Regions from separate parts of the Homo sapiens genome. Here region 2 is linked to region 1. The links are chromatin loops, found by intact Hi-C in ENCODE. Cell type or tissue: dorsolateral prefrontal cortex. All regions are shown on one strand. Each heading gives the region's core, and the rest is flanking DNA. Links, peaks and the distances in the headings are about the cores only.

What was found. Peaks named below come from ENCODE experiments on the same cell type or tissue, not always from the same donor. Only the 100,000 strongest peaks of a DNase experiment are listed, where the experiment ranks them.
Region 2: a loop joins it to region 1, with 2.1 times the contacts of the local background. A loop is called at or near these places in 9 of 110 quality-filtered maps.

Annotation. Positions count from the first base shown.
Region 1 is chr7:98,232,066-98,247,678 of GRCh38, forward strand. TECPR1 (tectonin beta-propeller repeat containing 1) reads right to left here. Exons shown (of 26, transcript NM_015395.3): 3 at 13,857-14,100; 4 at 12,820-13,002; 5 at 12,506-12,628; 6 at 11,402-11,527; 7 at 9,005-9,179; 8 at 8,786-8,886; 9 at 6,444-6,545; 10 at 4,711-4,856; 11 at 1,356-1,846; 12 at 762-907. The coding sequence starts at 14,081. Among named protein-coding and RNA genes, the nearest start is that of TECPR1, 12 kb to the right of the region's middle. RefSeq lists an enhancer at 8,701-9,603. In dorsolateral prefrontal cortex, for the core only: a CTCF peak has its summit at 9,502 (motif pointing left); a DNase peak (open chromatin) is centred at 9,486.
Region 2 is chr7:98,157,929-98,171,821 of GRCh38, forward strand. It overlaps LMTK2 (lemur tyrosine kinase 2), which reads left to right. Exons shown (of 14, transcript NM_014916.4): 6 at 1,410-1,497; 7 at 13,613-13,746. Among named protein-coding and RNA genes, the nearest start is that of BHLHA15, 47 kb to the right of the region's middle. RefSeq lists enhancers at 5,319-5,828, 5,829-6,337, 7,613-8,130, 8,131-8,646. In dorsolateral prefrontal cortex, for the core only: CTCF peaks have their summits at 10,888 (motif pointing left) and 11,089; DNase peaks (open chromatin) are centred at 10,443 and 10,833; H3K27ac peaks cover 1,631 bases.

The DNA of each region.
Region 1 (15,613 bases), core at 6,428-11,427:
CCACCCAGCACTCCCGGCTGTCAGCCCAGCTCCCCCTATGCTAATGATAACAGTGACGCTGCCGGACACCCAATAGGTGCAGGCTGAGCCAGGGCTGTTCCGTACAACCTCCTCTCTCTCAAACAGCCAGAGTGGGCACTGCCATCCCGCCTTCTGCATGGGGAGACAGGCTCGGGAGGGTTCCGTGCCTGGCTTTGGTGTCACAGAGTGAGCCAGCGGCAGAGCTAGAACCCAAACCACAGCCTACTTGTGTCCAGGGGCCTTTGGAATGAGGCAGGTCACATGCTCTGTGTGACTTCCCTGTCACCCCCACACTTGACCTCTGAGGGCCGGGCTCTGCCACAGGATAGTGGGGCAGAAGCAGGGTCAGCCCAGGGGTGGGGTCTCCGGCCGCCCTCTGTGCTAACTCCTTGCAATCACACGCTACACCCCTGGGCGCCCGGGGTTCCCTCCAGCAGGAAGAGGATGACGTGGTTCCCCTCCCTGGCCACCCTCCCTTCCCCACCCACCACCCTCTGAGGTTGCTGCCGTCTCTGGGTCCCCAGGGCCTCCAACGAGTCTGGAACACAGTGAGGCCCAAACCAAAGTCTTCAGGATGGACGAAGAAACCCTGAGCTCATTTCTCTATGCCTGCATCTGGGCGGGAGACCAGGGGATGGAGGCATCTATCTGTTTCTCTCAGAGCTGGTACACAGCAGGCGCTCAATGAATGATTGCTGGAAAAAAAAAAAAAATGCATGCGCAGCCACCGGGGCACCCACCTGCTCCACGGCCTGCTCGTAGTGTCTGAAGTTCTCCAGCTCCCGCTTGGTCCTTTCCGTGAGCTGCTGGAAGATCTGCTTCCTCCAGGCAGCGGTCTGGGCCGGCGTGATGGACAGGGACAGCATGTGTACCGAGGAGGACAGGCCTGTGGGGCAGAGAGAGCCTCAGGGCCGGGGCACTGTCCTGCCCGCAGCTGGGCAGGAAGCCACGGCGCTCCCCTCCACCAAATCAGCCCTTTCTAGCTCAAAAGCTACGCTCTCTGTTAAGCCTCCTTCCACCCTTTGCCCTGTTGGATGAGTTGCTCTCCCCCAGTAATTCAGCCTGGAAAGCAGCCACCACCGCTAGCACAGGGGAGGGGCTGCAGACAGGGGAAGGGGCACTGGCCACCGTGCTTCCAGGTCCTGACAGCCTCGGGCTGGTCTCTGGAGGCCACAGAGGAGCGCAATGCCTGGCTCAGAGCTGCTGAGCACAGTGAGGCGTCCAGGGAGGACAGCAGGCCTGCCCGAGCCCCCTGACCCCGGCCTCCTCCCACACCCCACACCCCCAGGGCACCTGGCCATGTGGATGCCCCCAGGCCCTGCAGGAGCCCTTACCCGCCTGGACAGTGAACCATCTGGGCATGGCACATGCCTCCACCACGCAGCCGCCTCCCGACACCCAGGCCCACAGCGGGTGGTCATCCACCCCATACGGCTCCTCCAAGCCCAGTGGGAGGAGCCCCAGAGAGGAGAGGCTGGTGGTCTCGGGGAAGCCAGCGGCCGAGTGGCTGGGCACTTTCTTGGCCTCCTTGAGGTCAATATTGGTCCAGGGCAGCTCGGCCGGGGTGGGGGCCGGGCCGGGGTGCGTGTTGGGTCTGGCCTCCCTGCTGCCCTCGGCTGGGCAGGCATCTTCCACGGTATCTTCTGCGGTCCTGCCAGCCCCCAGGCCTGAGGCTGAGTTCCCTGTGGCATTCTTGGAATCGTCTAGAGGTTCTGCAGGGAGAATCTGGCCAGGCCCTGGTCTCTCGACTTCCGAGGAGGCATCGGTGTCGCTGGGGGCAGACTCGCCACTACCCCTCACCTCATCACCGAAGAAGCAGCCGGCACTGGGGACAAATCAGGGCAGACCCATCACTCCCTTGCAGGGGAACAGGCGCTGTCAGGCAGGCCCAGCTCCAGCGTGCTCCACCATGACTGCCTGTGGAAACTTGGGCAAGTCAGAACCTCTCTGAACTCCTGTCTCTTCCTCTGTGCAAGGTATACATCAGCACCTGCTTCCAGGGAGCTGACACCTGGGCCACCCTGCAGACCAATCACATCCACATATCTGAGAGTGAAGATCTAGAATTAGTATTTCTTCTTTTTTTGAGACGGAGTCTCACTGTCATCCAGGCTGGGGTGCAGGGGCACAATCTCAGCTCACTGCAACCTCCGCCTCCCAGGTTCAAGCGATTCTCCTGCCTCAGCCTCCCGAGTAGCTGAGAGATTACAGGCATGCACCACCACGCCTGGCTAATTTTTGTATTTTTAGTAGAGACGGGGTTTCACCATGTTGGCAGGCTGGTCTTGAACTCCTGACCTCAAGTGATTCGCTGGGCTCAGCCTCCCAAAGTGCTGGGATTACAGGCGTGAGCCACCGCGCCCGATCATAAACCTCTTTTCTTTATAAAAGACCAGCTTCAGGATTCCCTTATAGCAACACAAAATGGACTAAAACGCGTTTTCAAGCCTCTTGGATATACACCCAGCAGTGGATGTGCTGGCTCACATGGCAGTTCTGGGTTTCATGTCTTGAGGAATTGCTAAATTGTTCTCCACAGTGGCTGTACCATTTCACATTCCTACCAGCAGTGTATGAAGTTCCAATTTCTCCATGTTCTCACTAGCATTTGTTATTGTCTTTTTTTTTTTTTTTTTTTTTTTGAGATAGAGTCTTTCTCTGTTGCCCAGGCTGGAGTGTAGTGACGTGATCATAGCTCACTGCAGCCTCGACCTCCTGGGCTCATGTGATCCTCCCACCTCTGCCTTGTAAGTAGCTAGGACTACAGGCCCATGCCACAGCACCCAGATAATTTTTTAAAAAATTCTTGTAGAGATGGGGTCTCACTATGTTGTCCAGGCTGACCTTGAACTCCTGGGCTTAAGCGATCCACCCACTTTGGCCTCCTGAAGTGCTGGGACTGCAGGTGTGAGCTACCGCACCCAGCCTTGCCTTTCTTCCACTGACTTTTCACTCTCTTGATAATGTCCTTTTGATTCACAAAAGTTTTTAATTCTGATGAAGTCCAATTTATCTGTATTTCCTCATTGCCTGTGCTTTTGGTGTCATATCTAAGAAGCTATCGCTAACCTCAAAGTTATAAAGATTTGGCATCTGTAGTTTTTGAAGCTTCTCAGCTGATTCTAATGTGCTTTCCAGTTTAAGAACTAACAGCTGGGGCCAGGCGCAGTGGCTCACGCCTGTAATCTCAGCACTTTGGGAGGCCAAGGCGGGAGGATCACAAGGTCAGGAGATCGAGACCATCCTGGCTAACACGGTGAAACCTGATCTCTACTAAAAATACAAAAAATTAGCCAGGTGTGGTGGCGGGTGCCTGTAGTCCCAGCTACTCGGGAGGCTGAGGTAGGAGAATGGCGTGAACCCTGGAGGTGGAGCTTGCAGTGAGCCAAGATCGCGCCGTGGCACTCCAGCCTGGGCGACAGAGTGAGACTCCGTCTAAAAAAAAAAAAAAAAAGAACTACCAGCTGGCGGGGTGTGGTGGCTCACGCCTGTAATCCCAACACTTTGGGAGACAGAGGTGGGAGGGTCACTTGAGGTTAGGAGTTCAAGCCTAGCCAACATGGGGAAACCCTGTCTCTACTAAAAATACAAGAATTAGCCAGGTGTGGTGGTGAACATCTGTAATCCCAGCTACTTGGGAGGCTGGGGTGGGAGGATCACTTGGGCCCAGGAGTTTGAGGCTGCAGTGAGCCATGATCACACCACTGCACTCCAGCCTGGATGACAGAGTGAGACTGTCTCAAAAAAAAAAAAAAAAAAAAAAAACACCATCTGAGCAGACTAAACCCTCAGGTGACACATGAGCAAACGCCTGCCCTGGCTGTCCTCCCTGGGCCTCTGGGCTGACAGCACGGCAGGGTGGCAACCACCAGGCTCAGGGCACAGAGGGGTGTGGACCAGGGGCTAGGGAGGGTCACAGCTATAGGTGGAAACGTGGACGGCTGCAGAGCCTGGGCCCTGAGCGCCATCTCCATCCATGCCCATGATGTGGACACGCCCGCTGCAGAGCTGAGATGTCCCCAGCTCATCCACTGAGTCGCCTGCCTGTGCTCTCACGGCTGGTGGGCAGAGCTGGGGCTTGTCCATGCTCTTTAGACCCACGGACCACCAGGTGCAGCCCCAAAACTGCAGCAGCATCACCTGGGGGCTGGTGAGAAATACCAAGTCTCAAACAAACTCGGGGTAAGACCCGGAGATCAAAGTCTGAACAAACCCTCCAGGAGACCCCGATGCCTGAGTCTGAGACCACTGCTGCAGGCTGGGCAGAGACCCTCTGTCTTGTCCTTGTTTCCCCTGGACAGAAGGGCCTTTACTTCCACCCCAGAGAAACTGTTTCTGCCCCAGATCTTCAGCCTCGGACCCAATGGGACAACCCAGCTCAGGGTCGAGCCTTACCTCCATCACGACAGCCCAGCCTTACCCTGCTCCCAGGTGCCGCCACCAGCAGCCCAGAGTATGTCAAACACCTCCAGTGGCCACCCCAGGCTGCCCCCAGGACCTCCTCTCTGTGGGACCGAGGCAGGAGGGCTTCGGCTCTTGTGGCTTTTGTGAGTGGAGACCCATTTTCTCCTGCCTGGGACAAGTCCTGGGACCCAGTGGGGCAGGTGGCAGCCTCTTCTGGACATGACCACCTAGGCTCAGACGGCCCATCCCAGCCTGACTCCTGCGCACCCTGCCACCCCCAGTCACCTGAGGAGACTAGACGAGCTGCCAGAGTGTGACCGGTCACACTCTCGGGCCGCGATGATGGCTTTCCAGGTCTTCCCACTGAGCTCGCTGGGGGTGACACCCTGCCGGAAGTACACGGCTCGGTCCTCACAGCCAATGCCCCACACCTGGAAGAGAGAGGCTGTGTTCCGAGGAATCTGGGCGCAGGCCCGGGGGCTCTTCTCGCTTCCTAGGGGTGCAAAATGCAGGCAGGGTCCTCCATGTGCAGGTGTGTGTGGGCTGGGAAGGTCCATGCTGGGGCTGTGTGGTGGGCACAGAAGTCAAATACTGGAAGGGGGCTCAGGAGAAGCTGCGACCTGGTCCCGTCTCCCTGACCTCAGGCAGACCCAGGGTTTCAAGGTGACAAGGTCCACGGGAAGTGGCGGGGCTGGGGGACGCTGTGTTAGGAAATGAGGTTCACCTGCCTCCCTGTCTTGCGTGTGCCCTCTGGTGGGAAGCAGATGCCCCCAGTGAACCCAGAGGTGGTCCTGGTTTTGTTGTCTTTGTTTTTTGTTGTTGAGACAGAGTCTTGCTCTGTCACCCAGGCTGGAGTGCAATGACGCAGTCTTGGCTCACTGAAACCTCCGCCTCCAGGGCTCAAGTGATTCTCCTACCTCAGCCTCCCAAGTAGCTGGGATTACAGGCTCCCATCACCACACCCAGCTAAGTTTTGTTTTGTTTTGTTTTGTTTTTGAGATGGAGTCTTGCTCTGTCACCCAGGCTGGAGTGCAGTGGCGTGATTTCGGCTCACTGCAACCTCCGCCTCCCAGCTTCAACCGATTCTCCTGCCTTAGCCTCCAGAGTGGCTGGGATTACAGTCACGTGCTACCACGCCCAGCTAATTTTTGTATTTTTAGTAGACACAAGGTTTCACTGTGTTGGCCAGGCTGGTCTCAAACTCCTGACCTCAGGCGATCCACCCACTTCACCCTCCCAAAGTGCTGGGATTACAGGCGTGAGCCACTGTGCCCGGAATGTTTTTGGTTTTTTTTAGAGATAGGATCTCACTCTGTCACCCAGGCTGGAGTGCGGTGGTGCAATCATGCATGGCTCATTACAGCCTTGACCTCCTGGGCTCAGGCAATCCTCCTGCCTTGGCCTCCTGAGTAGATGGGACTACAGGTGCACACCACCACACTTGGCTAATTTTTAAATTTTTGTAGAGATGGGGTCTCACTATATTGCCCAGGCTGGTCTCAAACTCCTAGGCTCAAGTGGTCCTCCCACCTTAGCCTCCTAAAGTGCTGGGATTTACAAGTGTGAGCCACCACACCTGGCCGTGGTGTTTTTTTTTTAAGATGTAAAGTAACTTCCCTGATTCTGACCTCACTTTCCATGGAAAAGGTTTCTGGGTAGGCATCCTACTCTCTGCCTTTGGGCAAGAAGTAAGGTTTGCTAAAGGGCCTAGGTGGCCTGGCTAGGTAGGCTGTGGCGTCTCTGTCCCTTGGCCCTGGCAGGCTCGCCTTGGGTTCAGCACCCCTGTGCACTAGCAGGTGCCTGTCTCCCCCTGGCCTCTGGGTGCTGTGCCACCGGGGGGGTGGGAGGAGGGTGTGGCAGCAGAGGGAAGCCTGGCACCTCAGAAAGAACTTCTTGCTCAGTACAATGGAGTGGGGGGCTCTCCTACAGTGGGAAGCGGCCACTAGGCTATTGGGTGGCATCAGGAGCCCCCATTCTGAGACCCCTGCTGTTTAGGGGCTGCAGACCCACGTGCACACCTGGTCGTTCATTCCCACGTTCACCATCGTCATCTCACCAACCATCTCAATCCAACTGGTGCCGCAGGGATTGTGAGAGTTGACGCCTCTTCGGAACCACACCTGGGGGAGTCAGAAATAAACATGCCTTCCTGGAGGGCCACTGAAACAGACGGTTCGTTCGTTTAAGCCTCAGGGAGAACAAGTGAATAATTTGATCCTTTGGTTCACGTCGCAAATGAGCAGTGGTACATCATTTAGCGAGGAAGCCCTTATCCGTGATCCACGCCGCTCTTCCCACACCCTGACCGCATCTCCTGTGCCTGGCACTGTCCCACGAGGGCTGAGGGTCCTCTGGCCTCAGCCACATGTGTCCTGGCAGCTTCCTGCCCATTCTCCAGCCTAACGCTTGGAAAAGGCTACTTTATTTGAATTGAGTTGGTCCCTGTGAAAGACAACGGCCTTAATACTGTTATTTAGGAAAACTAGTTTTTAAAAAGCTCATTATTAGAAAAAACAAGACCCCTATTTTGGGTCTATTCTTAGTACTTCAAGAAATACTTAAAGTGAAGTATTTTCATGTCGACGTGTAAAAATACACACACTCCCACTAGATTTTCCCAGACTGTCTGTGGCTCTGTGATTCAGCGGCTGGTCATGCTCCACCCCGCCACCCGGCATTCCATCAGGGCTCTTCTTATACATTCTCCATGGTGGCCTGGGAGGCCCCGTTAGTCTCAGACCTACTGGAGACCTTGTGCTATTAGAATGCCTGAGATGCTGCCAGACACGGTGGCTCACACCTGTAATCCCAACACTTTGGGAGGCTGAGGCGGGTGGATCACCTGCGGTCAGGAGTTGGAGACCAGCCTGAACAACATGGTGAAACCCTGCCTCTACTAAAAAATACTACAAATACTAGTCAGGTGTGGTGGTACACGCTTGGAACCCCAGCTACTTGGGAGGCCATGGCAGGAGAATCGCTTGAATCCAGGAGGTGGAGGTTACAGTGAGCTGAGATCGGGCCACGGCATTCCAGCCTGGGTGACGGAACGAGACTCTGTCTCAAATTAAAAAATAAAAAAAAGAAATCCAATGTTGCCCATTTAATCCAAAGAAAGTGACACATGGCTGTAAGAGGGGCTTGGAAGTTGTGGTCTCTGGGAAGTGGGGTGACCAGGATCCAATGTGGGGGACAGTCTGGTCTGTATTTTTGTGGGCTGGGAGTGGCCTCAGACTCTGAGAGCTTCAGCACTGGAGATACAGATGCAGACGTGTGGGCCGTCCATCCCCCGGGCCAGGGAAACCCCCTTGACAAGCAGTTAGAAAAACCCTGTGACTGGCCAGGCACGGTGGCTCATGCCTGTAATCCCAGCACTTTGGGAGGCTGAGGCGGGCGGATCATGAGGTCAGGATATCGAGACCATCCTGGCTAACTCGGTGATACCCCATCTCTACTAAAAATACAAAAAATTAGCCGGGCGTGGTGGCGGGCGCCTGTAGCCCCGCTACGAGGGAGGCTGAGGCAGGAGAATGGCGTGAACCCGGGAGGCGGAGCTTGGAGTGAGCAGAGATTGCGCCACTGCACTCCAGCCTGGGTGACAGAGCGACACTCCGTCTCAAAAAAAACAAACAAAAGAAAAACCCTGTGAGTAATCGGAAATCGGCTGGTTTTATTGGACTTGCCGCTGATAAGATGCAAAAGACAAGCAGTGACTAGAGGATGGGGAGGCGCTTGGTTAATCAAGGGCTTCAGGAAATTCGCTTCCGATTCTTCGAAATGTTGCAGCCTATTAGGTGATACTTGCAGTTGCTGCATTTGGGTACCAGCGTGTGGGTGGAAGAGGATTTTACGGCACAAAACGTCCTGGAGATTGGCAACAATTTCAGCAACAAACAATGCATGGTGCTCAGCTGGTGCCGGATTTGTTCTAATGGGTTTTTCTTTTTTGAGACGGAGTCTTTCTCGTTGCCCAGGCTGGAGTGCTATAGTGCAATCTTGGCTCACTGCAACCTCCACCTCCCAGGTTCAAGCAATTCTCCTGCCTCCCAAGTAGCTAGGATTACAGGTGCCCGCCACCATGCCCAGCTAATTTTTTGTATTTTTAGTAGAAACAAGGTTTCACCATGTTGGCCAGGCTGGTCTTGAACTCCTGACCTCAGGCAATCTGCCCACCTAGGCCTCCCGATGTGCTGGGATTACAGACGTGAGCCACTGCACCCGGCCTGGGTTTTTCTTTTTTTTTAATTTGAGACAGGGTCTCGCTCTGTCACCCAGGCTGGAGTCCAGTGGTGTGATCACAGCTCACTGCAGTCTCCAACTCCTGGGCTCAAGTGATCCCCCAGCCTCATCCCCATCTTACCTTCCAGTCCTTGGTGACAGCCCAGACCACGCTGACTCCCACCGAGATGTGCATGACCCCGTTTTCAGATCCAGGAGGCTCCACGATGGACCAGGAACTTCCTACCGGGCCCCCAAGAAACCCCCAGTGGCCCCCATCAGCCTGGACAGCTGGGGAGCGAGTGACCCTCACCCTTCTCCCCAGTACAGGGTATGTGGGTGGGGGAGCCGGGCTGCCCACCTTTGGGATTGCTCCTGTTGATTCCTTCCCGGACCAGGGCCTGTCCCTCCCAGAGTGTGGCCCACAGGAGGTCGTGGGGCCCACAGCTGATCTGAACCACCTCCCCGGGGGTGTCCAGCAGGGACCAGGAGGACCCTTCGGGGTTGGAGTGGCTGACGTCCTCTCTGTACCACACCTGGGAGGCAAGACAGGGACACAGCACCTGCATCAACTCATTCACACCAGCCAAGCACGGGGGTCTCGGTGTGGTAGGGGGTAGGACCCATGTCCCCTGACCGTCCAGATCTCACTCCCTGCCCCCTACCCCGGCCAAAAAACGCAAACCCTGGATTCCGGTGGTCCTGAGGGATACACTTGTTCCATTCATCTGTTTGGGGTGATGCCCCCAACCCAGCCCACTCATGGACACCCACCCACCACCTGATTCCAGTCTCAGGCATGTGGGTCTCCGGCCACTCTGGCCAGCCCGTGTGTCCCATGCCCCCTTGTGGCGATGTGCTCTCAGGACACCCGGCTCCAGGGGAGGCTCCAACTCCCATTCATAAACTATCTAAGACGTCAGTTCTTTTTTCCTTCACTGAATGGTTAAGACTGGGAGCAACGTGCTCAGAGCGTCTGAACTGTTTGGCTCATTTTAGCTGGGGGAGACTACATGTCACTTCGTGATCCAGAAAGGGCAAGGGACCCTCCCCATAGGGCTGTCTTCAGACAGGGGACCCAGCCTCCCAATCCTGCCACCATCCCCCTACAGCAGGCCCTGCAGGACCAGGCCTAGGAGCCTCCCTTCGGCTAGCAGGTGGCCCATCTGTCTCCCCAGCTTCTACAGAAGCCCAGGTCCTGGTGCCACCTCTCATGGACCACAGGTGTGGTGCAGGCAGCACCAGCTCACGGCCGACATTCCAGGACACAAACGCTGCTCTGCAGCCCCTGTTCTCCCCTCTCTCTCTTTGCATCCAGATGGCCATGGCCCCCCGATGGGGGCTCAGTCCTGGGGCAGCTCCCTCACTCTGCCCGGCCCCTCGCCACCGCCCTTCAGCAGGGCTGAGGAAGCAACTGTGTTCGCCTGTTCCCAGGCCAACGTGGCCGCAGAGGGGGGCTGCGACAAAACTGGCAACTTCTGAATAACTGCTAAGCCCACTGGGGAGCTGTGGTCAATGCGTGGTGAGAGCGACTGAAGAATCCTGCTGTGCAACAGAAAGCCATGACTCGAGTGTCAGCGCCCTGAGTTCAGGACCCTCGGGGCCTCTGCTGCCCTCAGGGGCTGCTTCGATTCCTCTGCTTAGTTCACAAACTCCTTGAGACAGGATTGCCTCTCTCTAAACAGCCACAGATCCACTACCCACCTACCCACCCACCCATCCATCCATCCATCCACACATCTGTCCACCTGCACACACCTTCCATCCATCCACACATATAACCACCTATCCATCTATCCATACACCCACTCACCCACTCACCCACCCACCTACACACCCATCCATCCATCCACACACCCACCCACCCATCCATCCACCCATCTATCCATCCATCCGCACACCCACCCATCTGTCCATCTGCACATACCTTCCATTCATCCACACATATACCCACCTATCCATCTATCCATACACCCACTCACCCACTCACCCACCCACCCACACAGCCATCCATCCATGCACACACCCATCCATCCATCTACACACCCACCCACCCATCCACCCACCCACCCATCCATCCATCCATCCACCCATCCATCCATCCGCACACCCACCCATCTGTCCATCTGCACATACCTTCCATTCATCCACACATATACCCACCTATCCATCTACCCATACACCCACCCACCCACTCACCCACCCATCCACACACCCATCCGCCCATCCACACACCCACCCACCCATCCATCCACACATCCACCCACACCCATCCATCCATCCACCCACCCATCCACCCATCCATCCACACACCCACCTATCCATCCTTCTGCCCACACACCCACCCATCCACCCATCCATCCACACACCCACCTATCCATCCATCTGCCCACACACCCACCCATCCACCCATCCATCCACACACCCACCTATCCATCCTTCTGCCCACACACCACCCATCCGTCCAGTGGCACACCTTCTGTCACCCACACACCCACCCCCACACTATTCCTGAAGACTGTGGGAGGCACCAGCAGGGAGCTCAGAAACTGTCTTGAGGAGGCCGCATTGATGTGCCTGAGCTGAGGCTGGGCACTGATCAGCACGCTGGGGGCTCGGAGGAGAGAAAGGCCAGGAGCAGGCATGGGGTGGGGGGGCCGGGGCTCCGGGGAGGAGCAAGACCCAGGGGGTGCACAGGACAGGACCCACAGGAGGTGGGATCGTGGGGAGCCAGGGCAGGGAGAGGGGTTGGCCTTACCTTGCCCTGCAGAGACACAGCCCACACTGACAGGCGGCCCACAGGCTCCTCCGTGATCTCCCAGCCCCCTACAGAGAGGTCGTTGAAGGGGTCGGGCAGCTCCTTGGGGTCATCCTTCGAGGGGATCTGAAGGAAGGAAGTGAGAAATGGTAGCAGTCAGCGCCCAGTGGGCACCTGGGCATGCACCCACCTCCCGCCCGCCTGCCATCCGGACTTCCATTCTTCAGCCCAGCCTGCAGCTGCCTTAATTCACAGGGAAGGCAGCATCAGGACTGTGGGGGCCCCTGCCCGGCTAATTTTTGTATTTTCAGTAGAGACGTGGTTTCACCATGTTGGCCAGGCTGTTCTCAAACTCCCGGCCTCAAGTGATCCACCTGCCTTGGCTTCTCAAGTGCTAGGATTACAGGCATGAGCCATCACACCCAGCCTCTACAAAAAATTTAAAAGTTAACCGGGCATGGTGGTGCATGCCTGTAGTCCCAGCTACTAGGGAGGCTGAGGTGGGAGGATTGCTTGAGCTCAGGAGTTCCAGGCTGCAGTGAGCTGTGACTGTACCACTGCACTCAACAGAGTGCAACAGAGCGAGACCCTATCTCTAAAAAGAAAAAAAAATAGGGCCAGCTCCCTGGTCTCCTGGCTTCTCCCAGTCCCAGGGGCAGCCCCACCTGACAGCCCTGTATGTCCCAGGGAGGCCTCCACTCATTGGAGGCCACGCCAAGACCTGGGTCCAGTGCTGTGCTCCCTAAGCTGGGAGGTTCTTCTGGGTCATGGAGCAACGCTAGAGCCAGAGGTGCCTCCCTTGGCTGAGGGGGAGGACAAAGTGCCAGATGGAGGCTCAGTCTGGGACAGAGCAGCTTGGACACCAGGGTCAGGGCAAGTTCTGTGCTGTCCTGGGCCTGGCCTGGCTCCCTGTGTGACTATCTCCCAAGTGAAGGGACACGCAGTGTCGTGGTGTTCCCGGGACAGGAAACAGCTCAAAGGCCAGGTCCCGAGGTGGGCGTGGTGTCCCCTGGTGCACACAGGTGGGGAAGGTGGAGAGGAGGCTGCATGTGACACTCTGTCCTGGCCCTATCCTGCCCCCAACCCACATTCAGGAACAGAGACCTTGGCCCAGATGTCCCGGGACTTGTATCTCCTGTACCGGATCCACTTCCGGCGCCGCACACAAGAATTCCACTTCTTGTCTTTCGTGTAGGTGGCGGGAAAGTCGATGGCGTACGTCCACCCCTGAAACACCAAGGAAGGGGCTCTCAGGCTCTGCGGGGAAGGCATTTGAAGAGCTGGGGAAGGTGGGGAGGGAGGGTGTGGCCTGAAACACCCGAGCTCAGGCACCACAGGGTGCAGGGGACAGAAGCAGGGACAGGCGGGAGGCACCCCCTCCCCACAGGGCAGTCATGGAGGGTCCCAAGTTCACCTACCCCTTTCTCAGTGGGTTCACCTCCAAAATTCTCATCCACGTACCAGTCAGACTCCCACTCCCAGTGCGGCGAGGGCAGTGCCACCCTGTCCAGCGGCCGGTGCTGGAGCCCACTCACGTCACTCCACCCCCAGCGGTCACTCAGCAGGAGCTTCTCACAGAAGCCGCCCATGGGATTCCAGCGCTGAGGGCCGGGGACACAGAGGCGGCCTTGGACCCAAGCCTGCTGGGCGGGAACCCAGGCGGGCCAGGCATCTCCAGGACCAGCTGACCCTGCCCAGCCGACCCCCTCATTGATCTCCAGAATAGGAAGTGAGCAGAGGGCCTGTGTGGGACCCAGCAACTGGGGACCCCCATGCCACTTCATCATGAGCCAGCAAGTACATCAGCACAGCCCCAAAGGGCAAAGAACCTCCTGCCAGCCACGGCGCTGTGAGCAGGGCAGGCGGTGGAGGGCACACCTTGTCCTAGGCTCCCAGAAACCACTGGAGCCTGCCCTCGTGGGGACCTGGCCAGACTGCTTTGGTGAGGACACAATAGTGGCTTCAGCCTCAAAGACCCTGGATACTATGCAACTTGAATTTTTTTTGGAGGGGCGGGGTGCAGGGGGACAGGGTCTTGCTCTGTTGCCCAGGCTGGAGTGCAGGGCACGATTATGGCTCACTACAGCCTTGACCTCCCTGGCTCAAGTGATCCTCCTGCCTCAGCCTCCTAAGTAGCTGGGACTAAAGGTGCACACCACCACACCCTGCTAATTCTTGTATTTTTTTTGTAGAGGCAGAGATTCACCATGATGCCTAGGCTGGTCTCAAACTCCTGAGCTCAAGCGATCTGCCCGCCACAGCCTTCCAAAGTGCTGGGATTACAGGCGTGAGTCACCACGCCTGGCAGCAACACAGATTTTAAGTACAAGGAAGGAAATGAAGGCAGGAACTGGTGGGGAATCTGGGGCCTCTATTTCCCTTCTGTGGTTCATCATTTTAACCAATAACCCAGCGAACTGACCCGCTCGGCAACTCCAACCATGAGGGTCACTACCTGATTCTCATAGGCCTCCTCTCGGCGGCGGATGGGGACATCGCTGGCACACACATACACGTAGACCTGGTTGTCACAGGCAATGCCCCAGCAGCACTGCGTGGTGGCGCTGACGCGCTTGAACTCCAGCTGGGAGTCCTTGCACATTTCCCAGTACTGGCCTGCTGTGGACAGCGTGTACACTCTCCCGAAGAGGTCCACCGCCCACAGCACTGAGTTGGGCATGGCAGCGGCTGGAGGTAACCTGCGGCAGGAGGACGAGGGCCAGCGTTCAGGCTCCCAGCCCAGGGGACATCAGAGTCATGTGAAACCTGGGAGACTTCTACTGTGACTATTTATTCTTTTTCTCTTTTTTTTTTTTTTTAGATGGAGTCTCACTCTGTCACCCAGGCTGGAGTGCAGTGGCGCAATCTTGGCTCACTGCAACCTCCACCTCCAGGGTTCAAGCAATTCTCCTGCCTCAGCCTCCCAAGTAGCTGGGATTATAGGCACCTGCCACCATACCCAGCTAGTTTTTGTATTTTTAGTAGAGACGGGGTTTCGCCACATTGGCCAGGCTGGTATCGATCTCCTGACCTTGTGATCTGCCTGCCTCAGCCTCCCAAAGTGCTGGGATTACAGGCGTGAGCCACCGCGCGTGGCCAACTGCTTATTCTTTCTTTTTTTGTTTATTTTTTTGAGACGGAGTCTCGCTCTGTTGCCCAGGCTGGAGTGCAATGGCACGATCTTGGGATCTTGGCTCACTGCAACCTCCACCTCCCAGGTTTTCTCCTGCCTCAGCCTCCCCAGTAGTTGGGACTACAGGTGCACGCCACCACGCCTGGCTAATTTTTGTATTTTTAGTAGAGACATGATTTCACCATGTTGGACAGGCTGGTCTCGAACTCCTGACCTCAGGTGATCCACCTGCCTCTGCCTCCCGAAGTGTTGGGATTAGAGGCATGAGCCACCACGCCCGGTCTCTTTTTTGTTTTTGAAAGAATTTAAAAATAGATCACTTGAGGCCAGGAGTTCAAGACCAGCCTGGTCAACATGGTGAAACCTCATCTCTACTAAAAATACAAAAATTAGCCAGGCACAGTAGTGTGTGCCTGTAGTCGCAGCTACTCAGGTGGCTGAGGCAGGATAATGGCTTGAACCCGGGAGATGGAGGTTGCAGTGAGCAGACACAGTGCCACTGCACTGCAGCCTAGGTGACAGAGGGAGACCCTGTCTCAAAAAAAAAGAATTTAAAAAGTAGAGACAGGGTCTTGCTCGGTCACCCAGGCTGGAGTGCAGTGGTTTGATTACAACTCGTTGCGGCCTCGAACTCCTGGGCTCAAGTGATCCTCCTACCTCAGCCTCCTGGGACAACAACAGACATGCACCACCATACCCAGCTAATTAAAAATTTTTTTTTTGTAGAGACAGAGTCTCACTATGTTGCCCAAGCTGGTCTCAAACTCCTAGTCTCAAGCAATCCTCCCATCTCGGCCTCCCAAACTGCTAGGATTACAGCCTTGAGCCACCATGCCTGGCCAGATCTTTGTTTTCAAAAGAATCAATGAAAGCTTACAGGTTTAGTTGAATCTCGAAAGATATAACTACCCCACTACTTCCCCAGGGGTCCTTCCCCAGAGTGGGCAGGTCTCCCCGCCATGTTGGCCTCTATCTGGGCATAATGAGGGCACGTTGAGAGCCAACGTGACCATGTGAATTCAGGGACGTAGGGGTCTTTTCTTCATGCGCCCTCAGTGACTCCTTCCTCCTCTTCCCCC
Region 2 (13,893 bases), core at 8,894-13,893, 72 kb before region 1:
CCTGCACACACTTTATCACAGTGGCAGTTCCCGGGTTTGGGTGTTGCACTGTACGTCATTGTGTCAGATGTAACCAACAGGGGAAACTGGGTGAAGGGTATACCAGGCCTCTCTCTGCTGTCTTTGCAACTCCTGTGAGTTCATAATTGTATCAAAATAAAGGGTTTTTTAAAAAATTATTTTGGCATACCTTTTATTTAACTATATTTTCTTTTGGACACAATATTTTCCAAAAGGAGTTTGCATATACTGTGGAAATTTATGGAAAAGAATGTATAAGCTAGATAGCCTGAAGGAGAAACTGAGTTATTTAATATCTGGACTGAAATACATATTGAATTTGTTTTGTTGTTGTCGTTGTTTTGAAGCAGGGTCTTGTTTTGTCCCCCGGGCTGGAGTGCAGTGGTGTAGTCATGGCTCACTGCAGCCTCCACCTCCTGCGCTCACGCAATACTCCCGGCTCAGCTTCCCGAGGAGCTGGGACCACAGTTGCGCGTCCCCACACCCAATTAGTTTTTCTGTCTTTTGTACAGATCTGGTCTCCCTTTTTTGTCCTGGCTGAAATACTTACTGAATTTGTATATACAGTTGGCCCTCTGTATCCACAGGTTCTGTGTCCATGGATTCAACCAATGGTGGATGGAAAATATTAAAAAAAAAAATGGAAAGAAATAATGCAGTAGTAAAAAAAATATAAATAATACAGTATAACAGTTTTTTACATAGCATTTACATCGTATTAGGTATTACAAGTAATCTAGAGACTATTTATATGGGCGGATGTGCGTAGGTTATGTGTAGATAATGACACCATTTTATGTAAGAGACTTAAGCATCTTTGGTTTGGATTTTGGTATCTTCAGGGATTCATGGAACCAGTCTCCCGCAGGTACTAAGGGATGACTGTATAGTCTGCCCTCTTTTAAATGCTGCTTTAAAATATTATCTCCTAACTTAAATTACTAAAGATAAAAATTCTTGAGGCCAGGCATGGTGGCACGTGCCTGTAATGCCAGCTATTTGGCCAGCTGAGGTGGCAGGATCACTTGAGCCCAGGAGTTGGAGGCTGCAGTGAGCTATGATTGCACCACTGCACTCCAGCCAGGGTGACAGAACGAGACCCTGTCTCTTGAAAAAAAATTTTTAAAGTTTCTTATGTTAAGATTTCTTTTTTAATTTGTGAAAATATTCACTTGATTGGCTTTGAATTACTTGCTAGATAACTTAGTATACACCTTTTAAGTATAATCTTCGTGATCTTTTTAGCCTGTCATTTATGTAAATATTATATAAATTATTATGAAAAAATTTGGATTACTATTTGAATAATTTTATTAGTATGCTTTTGTTTGAATAATGTTATTATCATGCTTCCTGATGAACAATATTATGGCTTTTATTTTTCCCAGCATTCTTCAGCATCCAAATATTCTTCAGTGTGTTGGACAGTGCGTAGAAGCGATTCCCTACCTCCTGGTGTTTGAGTTCTGTGACTTGGTAAGTTCCTTGAAGGAATTCAAGTTCGAGTATTCCAGAGGTTGTATTCAAGTGTTTTTGACAGATGGACATGCTGGATGAGGGGTTGCTTTCATGTCTGTCCCCCACTTGAAGAACTTTATGATGAGTTACTTTTATTCCCTTTGGTGATGGTGATAGTGTTGACTGACACTTACATAGTGGTTTGTTACACTGCAGTCCCTGTGCTAAGCTATTTAGTTGCCTTACCACACTTAATGATAACAAACTCCAGAGTTAGGTACCAATATTTGTCCATACTTTCCATGTGATGGCCATGGTGTGGATCAAGTGTGTAGCACAGCCAGAGCCAGAGCTTGGGTCTAGATGTGCCCTCCTAAGAGCGTGAACCAGGCTTGAAACATCTTGAAACACTTTAACCCCCTGAGAGAGCCCAAGAATCGCTTTACCTAGAGTACTCCTCATCCGTCAGCATCTGAAAATAGCAAACGTATGTGACATTTATATGTTTAAAGAGTTAGATTTATTTTCTTAAAAACCTTATTTCTTAGCATGATAATATTATTTATTGGACAGTTGGAAAGATTGTTCTTTGTGCAGTTTCATGAATAATTTCAGTAGTAATTTCTATGTGAAATTTCCTCTAAACATCTTTTCCCGCATGCAGAATATTTCATCTTTTTTAAAAGCCCATTTTTAGCATGTAATTGTTATCTTCCAAAAACAGTGGTGAGCTGTTAATTGGATGAGTCAGGTTTTAATTGATTTCTTTGCATCATCTCAGTTTTCAGAACATTGAAACTTCCATGGCTGTGCATAGAAAAATAGGAGTACCCCAAAACAAATTCCCAGTTAATTCAAATAATATTTTCATCTGTTTAAATAAAGAACAGTAAGCATCGTGATTTTTTGTTTTAATTCCTAAGTGTGATTCGAGTATTTCTCTCATTGGCAGAGGTGGTTGATTAATAAACTTGATAACATTAGCTTTTGTTGGATTATGTAATAGTTACCCTCAAATATCTGTGGCTCATTGCAACAAAGTAGTTCTCACTCATCTTAGGTGTTGGCTTTGAGTCAACTGTGGCTCTCTTCTGGGCTGCATTCATCTTCACTCTAGGATCAGTGTTTTTTCGTGCCTGTAGATGCTGGAAAAGAAAAAAAGAGAAAGTGTATTCTGATGTTGTTCCTTAAAGCATTCTTCATGGCCTCTGGGTCAAGTTTGTGAGGTTGTTTAAATCTCTCATATCTTCTGATTTGGGGGAAGGAGTGTGGAGGGGGTTTGAGTCAGTTTTCTGTTGGTTACTGAGAGAGGCTCTAGTTAAAGATTTTCCTTATAATTCTGGTTGTTTTTACATTTTGATGCCCTGTTATGTAGGCATGAACATTTAAGGTTGGTATAATTTCCTACAATTTCAACCTTCTATCATTATGAAGGGGCTCTCTTTAAGGTTAAAAGCATTAATAAAGATAAAGTCTGGTTTTATTGATACTAATATAGTTAGACCAACTTTCTTTTGGTTGGAATTTGCCTGTCAAATTATATTTCTGTCAATCCTTTTCTTCTCTGGTTTACACCTCTTGTAAATAGTTTGTTGTTAAAAAATTTTTAAATCTTGCAATCGTGGTCACTTAAAATGGAATATGTAGTTCATTTACGTTTCTTGTAATTAGTGAGATATTTGTAATTTTATCTACCTATTTGGTATTCTTTTTTGTACCCGTTACAATTTTTCTTTTTTGCTTTTTTTCTGTTCTTCTTTGGGATTCTCAATTTTTTTTGTTTGTTTCAATTTTCCCCATCTACAAGTCTGGACTTGAGATATTTGTTTCTTAATTTTTTGTGTGGTCGCACTAGAAATTACAGCATGCACATTTTTTAACCTAACAAAGTCTAAAATTAATATTTTAATCCTGCCCCAAAGGAGCTGGAAACTCCTAGAGCTCTCTCTCCATGTAAGGAAAACTGGAATTAAACCTACTTTTCTGGGCCACCCCATATTCTCTGCCATTGTGGAGGATGCTTATTCATTGGGCACTTAACTGAAGTAAGGCAGCATGCTGCACCTGGAGATACCGAGACTCAGTGTGCTCGTTGTCCTCCAGGTCGCCCAGTGAGAGGTGACACAGGATCAATTATTTAGTAGAGGCATGAGAACTAAGAGGAAGGAGTTCTCGCTGGGATTTCTCAGGGTGTTATTGCTTATTATTATATAATCGGTTTTGATGATCTCGATATGATCAGAGTTATAAAATTTATGATCTTAGGTTATTGTGATATAAAAATAGCTTCCTTTTAGTCTAGCTCTGTGTGACCCATGGAAGGTGATTTTGGCACTGACACAGCATCAACAAAAAAAAGTTAGGACACAGAGATGCGCCCTCAGGTGACAAGGCAAGTCTGCTCGTCAGAGGCCCGCTATTCTGAGCTGTTTCATGTTGCCTTTTTTGGTCCCTAAGCTCCTTATATTAATTATAAATAACAGTTGAGGCATAGTCTTTGTGAGTGACCATCACAGAAATAGAGCCGGAGGCAGCATCTATTTGACAATTGCCCGTTTCCCGGCTGATGGAGGTGGCTTGGAAAACTATCTCATATATTTTAGCATTTTCCAGTTCTTCTTTGCCCTTCTGCATGCGTTCTTGAAAGTTCCAGTAGACAATGTTAGTTTTTTCATACAATGGTCAAAGACCTTGTCCACTCCGCTTCATGTTTTCTTCTGAATGGGTTCAGAAGATGGGCTTTGTTTTAATGCTATTTTAATGTATTTTTTATAGCAGCTGTCCTTTTTGGGACTAGTAATTTAACCAGTTTTATAAAGAAACACAAAAACATGGTGGAATAACTCCTTTATGTTACCATAAATGACCCAGTGTTGATCTAGAGTATTTCTGTATCTTTATCATTGTACAGACATCTTTATGAAAATATAAGAAATACATCTGTTCTTTAACTCAGCATCCTTATAATTTTTTCCCCAACAAATTTAGAGCTCAGACTTAAATACATGTTATCCAAATACTTAGACTAAGTATTCAAAGCATATTAACTTACCTAAATTTGATTGGCTCTTATACTTTGGGGTGAATATTATGCATACAGCCTTCTAGAATGAGCAGATGTGACTTCATGAAACACATTTTATGTGACCCTCCTAAGTCACTCGGGGACGGTCACTCCTGAACATCCCGAGGAGCTCTGGTCGCCATCAAAAGCTTCCACTGGCAGTGCAGAGCTAATAGCTTGTTTAATTTAAGCGTCCCACCTAATGGTACATTGATCAATAAAATTTTTTAAGCCATCATTGTTCCTCAAATAATTAAAAATACAATTACCATATGATCCAGCTAGTTCCACTTCTGGGGATATATACAAAAGAAGTGAAAGCAGGCCCTCAGGCAGATATTTGCACACGTTATTCACAGTAATGGGTTATTATCGAAACCACTATTCACAGTAGCTGGGAGGTGGAAGTGGCCAGGTGTCCATCGATGGGTGAATGGATAAACCAAATCTGCTCTCTCTGTGCAATGGAGGATTGTTAAAAGGAAGGAAATTCCAACACAGGCTACAGCATGAATGAACCTTAAGGCCATTATGGGAAGTGAAACAAGCCAGTCACAAAAAGACAAGTTCTGGGTAATTCTACTTACAGGAGGGACCTAGAGTAGTCAGATTCCTAGAGACAGAAAGTAGAAAGGTGGGTGCCAGGGGTGGGCTGGGGCTGGGAAATGGGGAGTTGTTTAATGGATGCAAAGCTTCAGTTTTGTGAGTTGAACAAGTTCTGGAGGGGGCTGGTGGTAATGGTTGTGCAGCAAGAAGAATGTACTTAACTCTGGAATTGTAAAGTTAGACGTGGTTACAATGCCAAATGGTATTTTATGCATTTTTTTTTACCCCAGTAGAAAAAAATGGATAATTACCTCCCACAATTTAAGGTGCCATGTCAGGTGCTACCTATGTTCGGAGGCTAGGATGCCCTTTGGAAATCTTTGGTTATCACTTGGCGTGGCCAGTCATATATCAGAGTCAAGGTCATAAACACAGGGTGCCACCAACTTGTCCAGCAGTGGGAGGTCACATTGTTTCCTTGGGCAATTTCGTACATATCACTTCTGGGCTCTCGTAAACTTGAAAAGGAACAGGTTTTCCAGCAGCAAGGACTAGGGGCCTGACAGGGTTCTTGGCACTGAAGTCCAGCTTCTCCGGGCTCCCACCGTGTGGCAAGAACGGTCAGGTAGCACCAGCCCAGGGAGCCAGAGAGGGCATCTACTTGAAGGGACCGAGGGTTGTCCCATGGGACACACCAAAGTGTCTCTTTGACACTGAGCCCAGCTCCCAGCCTGGATGACCCAAAACCTGCCCAGAAACAGGCCTTTCTGATCAGAGGGGCATAACCCAAGGCAGGACCTGCCCCCTGGCCGCAATACAAAGGGCACAAAGGGCACAGAGGGCAGCGGTCTGGGCTCTGTAAAAAGCTGCTGTGGCCACGGTGAAGGACCGGCTATCGCTGCCTGTCTTAGCAGGTCAAGAGCGATTGAATGAACAGTGGCCTTTTCAGTCGTCATCCTGCAGTCATCATGCCCAATGATAACATCTCCCAAGTAGAAAGGAGAAAATATTTTTGCACTTACTTAATTCCTTGTAAGATGGAATTAACCAGCCTGTTTTTAAAAGGCACTTAATCATGGAATTTTTATGAAAGTAAATGAAAACTCCTCTGAGTGCATTTTGTAGCTGGCCTGCAGCCACAGATTTGCAATGCTGACGGTGACAATGTTTATGAGAGGAGCCGAGAGATGACTGTAGGGTGTTTTATAGAACTTGTTGCCATGGCAGGTACACGCCGCTCTCACGTGAATATCAAGGCAATGAGACTTTTGATTAAGGATCACTCACTCAACAAAAATGGATTGAGCAAATTCGAAGTGCCGGGAGCTGCCTGGTGCTTTAAGGAACACAGAAGTGAATAAGCCCCGCCCCTGACTTGCCTGCTCGGATGTTCATTCTGCCACTCACTGGTTTATCACCTTGGAAAATCCCTTAACCTCTTCTGTAAAATGGCAGTAATACTGTCTCCCCTTAGAACTGCCCTGACCATTAAGTAAGATGATGGATGAGATTACCGAGCACAAGGAAAATGCTCAGTAAGTGGTGGCCATTTTTAGTTACTAAAATTGATTGATTCTAATTATTAAATAAAAGCTTGGGTAGTGCGTATAGAAGTACGGGAGTCCTAACCAGGATCACTGGGGAAGGCTTTGTAAAGGCAGTGTGGAGACAGGGGATGCTGTGCCCTGGTGGCGAGGCCAGCTGGGTCTGTTGGGAAGGCTCAAGTGGAAGGGGTAAGGACAGAGAACAAAGCACGCTGGAGACCAGGCTGCCAGCCGGGAGAGAAAAAGGAGGATGTAGACTAACCTTTGCCACATCCTAGTCTTTCTTATTGGTCAGCAATTTCTTCAGCTCCATCACCTGGCCCCGGAGCAGATGATACTGTGTTCTTGAATGTTGTATCCTGAGCTCCTTTACTAAATTCAGCCAGTAAAACATGGAGTCAGTTTCTGAAGGCAGTTCGCAGTGGAGAAGGGGAAGGATGTCCACTGTTTCTGAAGGCAGTTCGCAGTGGAGAAGGGGAGGGCATCCGCTGGCTGTCCTTTGACAGTAGTGCGTTGCTCTGTGGGACTTGGGCTCTTCTGTTTCTCATGAAGAGCGGTGACTTGGGGGCAGAATCAGAGGAGCTTAGACCCATGGGCTCTTAGACCTGGAAGGAACCTTGGCCACTGCCCACAACGGGGAGTACGATGAGGAAGCTCTGAGCATTCTGGGCTAGGCCCAGTGCTGGGCATTTGATGTATGTTCCCATCGAGTGAGTTGTCTTGACAACGCTGTGAGACCCATAGCAGTAGCTTCAGTCTACAGATGAGGAAACCAAGGCCGAGAGAGGGGAAGGGACTGGCTGAAGAATCAGACCCAGGCTGCGTGTGTCAGGGTTGGTGATGGACTTGCCTGAGGGTGCAGAGTTACCAGTGCCAAAGTGAGTGTGTTTACGGGTGGCTTGATTTTATTCTAATTTTATTCTATTGTTTTTAAAAATAGAAATGGGGTCTCACTATATTGCCCAGGCTGGTCTCAAACTCCTGGTCTCAAGTGATCTTCCCACCTCAGCCTCCGAAAGTGCTGGAATGACCCGGCCCTGTGTACTTTTATACCAGGTGGTTTAATGCCACTACCAGCGGGAGGCCTCCATTTTAGAATTGGCCTCTTTGGTGCAGAAATGCCTAATTAATGGGCAGCTCTTCTTTATGAATGTAGTTATTAATAAGCCCCATGCACCAGGGCACCTCAGTTCAGCAATTTCTCCTCAGGCACCGGGCACACCAAGATGGATGACGTGTCGTTGCCCCTAAGGAGCTCATGTAGAGGAGAGGGGACACAGAGTCACGGTGGAACAGGCGTGAGGAGAGCTGGGGGCACAGGTGGATGGGGTCCCTGACCAGAGCCAGCAGAGGGGAGGCCTGTGCTGGACAACCGCATGGGTTGAGGTGTGGGGGTGATTGGGTCGGGGGTACGTTCCCAGTCCCTGCGTCTGCCCTGTTCCAGTGCCCGGCCCTGTGCTGGGGCCCTGCCAATGGCCTTGGCCCTCCCCACGCCTGGCTGCAGCCCGGGCACTACGGCCTTGGCCCTTGCTGAGTCTGCCTCGGCTGCCTCTGGCCAGGCCCTTCCGGTCTTCCCTGGTGCCTGCTCTCCCTCCCCTGCATTTCCTCCATCAGCACTGCTTCCCCATGTGTGTGGCCACACTGCTCCTAGGTGCTGTCTTCTTTCTCCCCTGTTGCTGCAGTGACAGGTCATCGCTGCTTATAACCAAGGTGTGCACCTGTAGCTGGAGCGCTGGAGCCACACGGAGTGGCAGCTGTGATTTCAGCAGAGGTTCTCTGGCGCCCTCCGATGGTGCTTGGGCAGGCTGATGGGGGCCTCACTGTTGTCTGTAAAAGTTTAAAAAGAAAAACACTTTTAATAGAAAAATTTACAGAATAAGGATATAAAGAAAAATATTTTTGTACAACTGTGCAATGTGTTTTTGTTTTAACCTAAGTGTTATTACAAAAAGACTCAAAAGTTTTAAAAAATTAAAAAGTAAAAAAGTTACAGTAAGCTAAGGTATATTATTGAGAAAGACAAAATTTTTATATAGATTTAGTGTGGTCTAAGGGTCTCTTGAGCCCAGGAGGTCAAGGCTGCATACAGAAATACTTGCCATCGTGTTACAGTGGCTTACACTGTTTTCAGTGCAGTAACATGCTCTATAGGTTTGAAGCCTAGGCTGTAGCAAGAAACCACCCTCTGTAGCCTCAGGGTGCAGTAGGCTGACCATCTAGGTTCATGTAAGTATACTCTGTGATGTTTGCACGATGGTGAAATTGCCTAACAACACATTTCTCAGAAGGCATCCCCAGTGTTAAGTGACACACGACTGTATTTTAACAGAATTTTGGAATAATTTAGACTCTCTGTTCTCAAAGTAACATTTACTATACAAAGATAAACTTTCAAAGAGAATCAGATTTTACTTAAAGAATATTATTTTCCCAAATTAAGTGTCTTTGGCTAGCTTTAATGTCCAGAGTAATGAAGTAATAAATTTAAAAGCCCAGTAAAAATGTGAAATTTCAGATTTACTCCTAAGTTCATTCTTATTAGATTATTAAATGGAAATGATAGGGTGGGGCGGCTTTGGGAAAACAGTTGTCCCAACTTTAACCTGTAGGGCATCATTTAGAATGTCTGCCTAAGTGTTTTTTCTTTTTTCTCCCATTCATTAAGCAAATATTAAACACATGCTGTGTGCCCAGCACTGTTCTAGGTTTTAGAGACACAATAGGGAACTAGACGGAGTCCTAGCCATGTCTAGCTTGCTTTCTAGTGGTAGAGACAGACAAGGAAATAAAACAGCAGGGAGGAACCCAGGCTATCACGGTTGGATTTATGTTTTCAGGGACTGGCTTTGGCTGCTCAGGCGAATGGATGCAGGGAGGCCGCAGGGAGACTGGCGCAGGTGTGTCCTCAAGGTGGGGTGGTGCTGGGACCAATACCACAGCAGCGGAGGCATGGGAGGTAGTTTGAAAACAGACCCAGAACTTGGTGACGGGTTGGATGTGGCTGCCTAGAGGCAGAACTCACAAATGACATCTTCACTTTTGGTCTGACGCACTTGGAAAACGGCGATGCCACTTACTGAGACTGGCAGAGGTTTGTGCCAGAGGGCTCTTAGGCATACAGGGAGGGAAGTTGAGTCAGGAGATGAGGGGCTGGGCCAGAGAGCTGTACGTGAGGCATGGGCTTTCAAGCCATGGGGTGGCTGAAACCCCTGGTCGGGGAGCGCCCCCAGGACTGAGGACCAGGACGGAGCTCCAGGGTCCTTACGGATCAACGAGAGGAGGGAGAGCCAGTGGGGGGGCCGAGGAAGGAGCGGCCAGTGGGATAAGAAGAAACGCAGGAGGTTGCGGTGCCCGAAGGCTGGTGAAGAACATGTTTAAGCAAGGAAAGAACGGGCCGGTCTCCATTAATGCTGGTGAGATGAGACCCGACCAGCTGTGCTTGGGGAGAAGTGGGCAGGTCACTCCTTGATAGGCCTGGCGAGAGCAGCTGCCACTGAATGGTGGATGCAAGTGCTTCTGATGGTGGCAAGGGGTTCCTGAACAAGGAGCCAGGACCGACCAGGCTTCTGAGGAGTTTAACTACGGAAAGGAGAAAGAAGTGGAGGGCTGGGGAGGGGAGGGCTGGGTTTACCTGGGAGGTGTTTGGGGCCAGAGCAGAGAGAAGAGATGGACTCTCGAGAGGACTGAGCTTAGAAAGGCACAAGACGAAGAATCCATGGCAACCAAAGAGGAGATGATGTATAAGGTTATGGATGCCAGTGGGCGGGGGGACCAGTGGTGCTGAGAAAAAATAGACACAGGCAGAGAGCTGCTGGGAGGGAAGCGAGGCCCCGGGCTTCGCGGAGGCGTGGCGGCGTCAGCTGCCCCAGTCTGCATGTCTTCTATTTCATTAGCAGAAGCGGGGGTGTTGCGCTGTCTATATCATTCTTTCATCCTTTCAATAAAATTATTGAAGATTATGTTTTTCCCCAGAATCATCCTATTAAACATATAAATGACTTTAATTTTTCAGTTCTAAAGCTATTTACTTGTTGACTTTTTACACAGTACTGAAATTAATTAATTGCTCCTAGTGTCCTGCAGAAAAGCTATATAAAGCCCTCCCTGGCCATTCATGTCAGCATTGAGGAGCGGGCTTGCGAGGAACCTATTTACAGGTGTTTGAATGACTCATTCTACCAGGGCGTTGCAGGTCACTTGCTCTGCTGATGGAGAGCTTGGTGTAGCGCTCTGCTGCCATCTAGTGTCCTAAGTTTTCCTTCGGGAGTTTTTTGGGGGGTTTTGGGAAGCTGAGAAATTTTTAAAACTTGGATAAAGGAATGTTTATTTTAATTCAGAATACATTGCTATTCTTGGTGAGCTTTTTTCTTTAAATAATGGACCAAAATAATCATGTCTATTCACTAAGCACCATTAAAGTACAAATAAATCAGATAATATGTCTGTTTTGGATAGAATGAATCAAATTTTAGTACTTGCTTAACATAAACATTTTTACTCTAATTAAAGATTTTATGTTGATTTTTTCTTTTAAACTGTGGTACCAGGAGAGCTCTATGGACCTTTCTGAAACATAGAACTAACCCTGGATCCTACACAATCCATGACAAGTCTCAACCATGAGAACCATGACCAGGGGCCTCCAGTAATCTTTGATGTTCTTCCCTATTCCTGGGTTAAAGATATTTTTGCCTGGAATGTACTGATTTTATCTATTCTTAAGTAAAATCCCTTTCTGTTGATTATATTCTGTCTTTGAGTGAAATTTGGGAAGTGGGCTATTATGGAGAGAAGACATTTTAAGAACAGTGAGTGTGGTGAATATACTTTAGATACCCTTGAGAAGCAGCCACGCCCGCTCTGCGCTTCCTCTGCCTTCATGGCTGGGGTGGCAGTTCACTGCCTGCCAGCAGCTGCTGTTGGTTTTAGGATTGGCCAGATTCAGCCCAGCAAAACCATGTTTTCGTGTGAGAGTAAGTTTTTCCTTAGATGGGTATTGGTGGCGGAGGGGTTAGGCAGAAGAATTTCATTACCATTTCATTGGTAATGTAGATAGACTTAAGCTTTTTTCATGTTTACTTTCTCTATGGGCTACCTTATGAAACTCCCAGCTGCCTGTAGTCCTGGAGTTTTTTGCTGGAATTTTTCTGGGTGAATTTAATTGTCTTCTGAATCATTTGTTATCCTTACAACTCCCAAGCTCCACAGAGCCTAATCTGAATGGAGGGGCATATGTTTTTACAAGAAAAAAAAAAAAGTTTTCTCTTTCTCCTCTGGAGTGGCTTCTAATTTCGTTGGAAACAAAGGAGAAGGCACCACGTTTGGAAGGAAATGTATGAAGGACAGCAATGCCAGGTGCACGGCACCGAGGGAAGACCACTGCTCCCCTGGCAGAGCAGTCACATGACGCTTGGGAGACCCCAGCAGATTGATAGGATTGACCTTCAGTTATTTTATGTTCATTCTTATAAAATACATTGATGTTGTCTGCATACTGATTTAATTCACTTGCTAAATAGACCTTTCTTGACTAGTTGGTAAGCCGAAAAGTAGAAGCACAGCCCTACCATTTATTAGCTCTGTGGCCTTGGGCAAATTTCTTACCCTCCCTAAGCCTCAGTTCCATATCTGGTAAACATCTCATATTGTATTTGCAGTAACAAGTGCAAAAACTCCTAACATAACGCTTGGCTCAGGGCTCAAAGCACAAATGGTGGCAACTATTAATATCAACATTATCACTCATGTAAAGATCTTGGAAACTGGGAATGGAAACAAATTTAGATTCTTGGAGTGGACCTAGAAGTTACCTCAGAATGTACTCAGTATTAAATGTGGGTAAATGTTTGTAAAGGAATACTGTGTTTTAAGGTTTTATTCTGGGAGGTATTTGATAAATTGGCTATCTTCAGTAACAGTTACAAGACATGTACTCTTTAGTTGGTCAAGGAAAATGCCCTTCCTCAGGAGTCTTTTTTTTTTTTCTTTTTTTTCCCGCTCCCCGCCTCCAGCCGTCTTTTCTTGACTCAGATTTAAAGAACACTGAAAGCTATTGGCTTGCTTTCTAAATTTTATTAACTGATTCGAGGAAACTTTAATTTGGAATGAAATCATATCAATAAATATTTAATCATATGGTAAGGAGAATATGGAAGATTTTATTCCCTCAGAAGGTGTTCCCCATAACAGATACACGGTAAACTCCCAAAAACATAGTATCCTAAATGAAAATCATGAAATAAAGACAGCGTAACACAGGGAAGTCTTGGAGGAGGCCTGGGGAGCCCTGCAGTGTCATGGCCATGTGCTGGGCATCTGACTGTAAGTTTGTTTATTTTCCTGCTCAGGTTGCTCCCCTTTGAAGAGTAGGCTTGTTAACGTGGTGAGTTTTTCTGGAGTGGCTGAAATGTTCTTTCTCTTCACCGTCTCAGGATAGCCCAGGGTCCTGGGGAAGCTGGGGGAGACCTGAAACAGTTGTTGCTGCACTACCTGGACTTCTCCTTTCCCACCCATTTTTCTTTCCTTCTCTCCCGCTCCATTGCTCCTCCAAGCTTTGGCAGTAACCACGGCGCCTTCGTGATGAAGCGCTCACTGCCCAGGGGCCGCCTGGAGTCCATAGAACAGGCAGTGTGAGTGGCACCATTTCTTACACTCTCCGTGTCATCTCCTAGGTAACCTGGGAGTTTCTCTAATTCTACACAGCATTTAGTTTAAATGTGCATCATTGCAAAACTATCTTTTTTTAAACTGTTTTGTGTTCCATGTGTTTATGTGACAAAGATGTTAACTAGTTAGAATGTTCCTAAAAGCATAATAGTGTTCTATACTTTCGCAGTATTGGGTTGGAACTTCTTTAAGTATGAACAAAAGAAGTTTCTAATAAATAATCTTAACAGTTAGTGTTCACCGAGGCACGTATTTAAGCGCTCACTTTATTCCTGTGGCTCGTTTGGAAACTCACACGGGCTGACTTTTGCAGGGTGACCTGAAGGCGTATCTGCGCAGCGAGCAGGAGCACATGCGGGGGGACTCACAGACCATGCTGCTGCAGAGGATGGCGTGCGAGGTCGCCGCGGGGCTGGCCGCCATGCACAAGCTGCACTTCCTGCACAGGTGGGTACCTGCGTCAGCGGTGCACGCCCCACACAGCACCGGCGGGACAGTCCAGAGAGGCTGCCGAGTTTGTGAAACTTAAGGAGGACAGGAGGTGGCAGAATGAACCCAGCTCATGTAGGTAGAAGCGATCTCGTTCTTACCCAT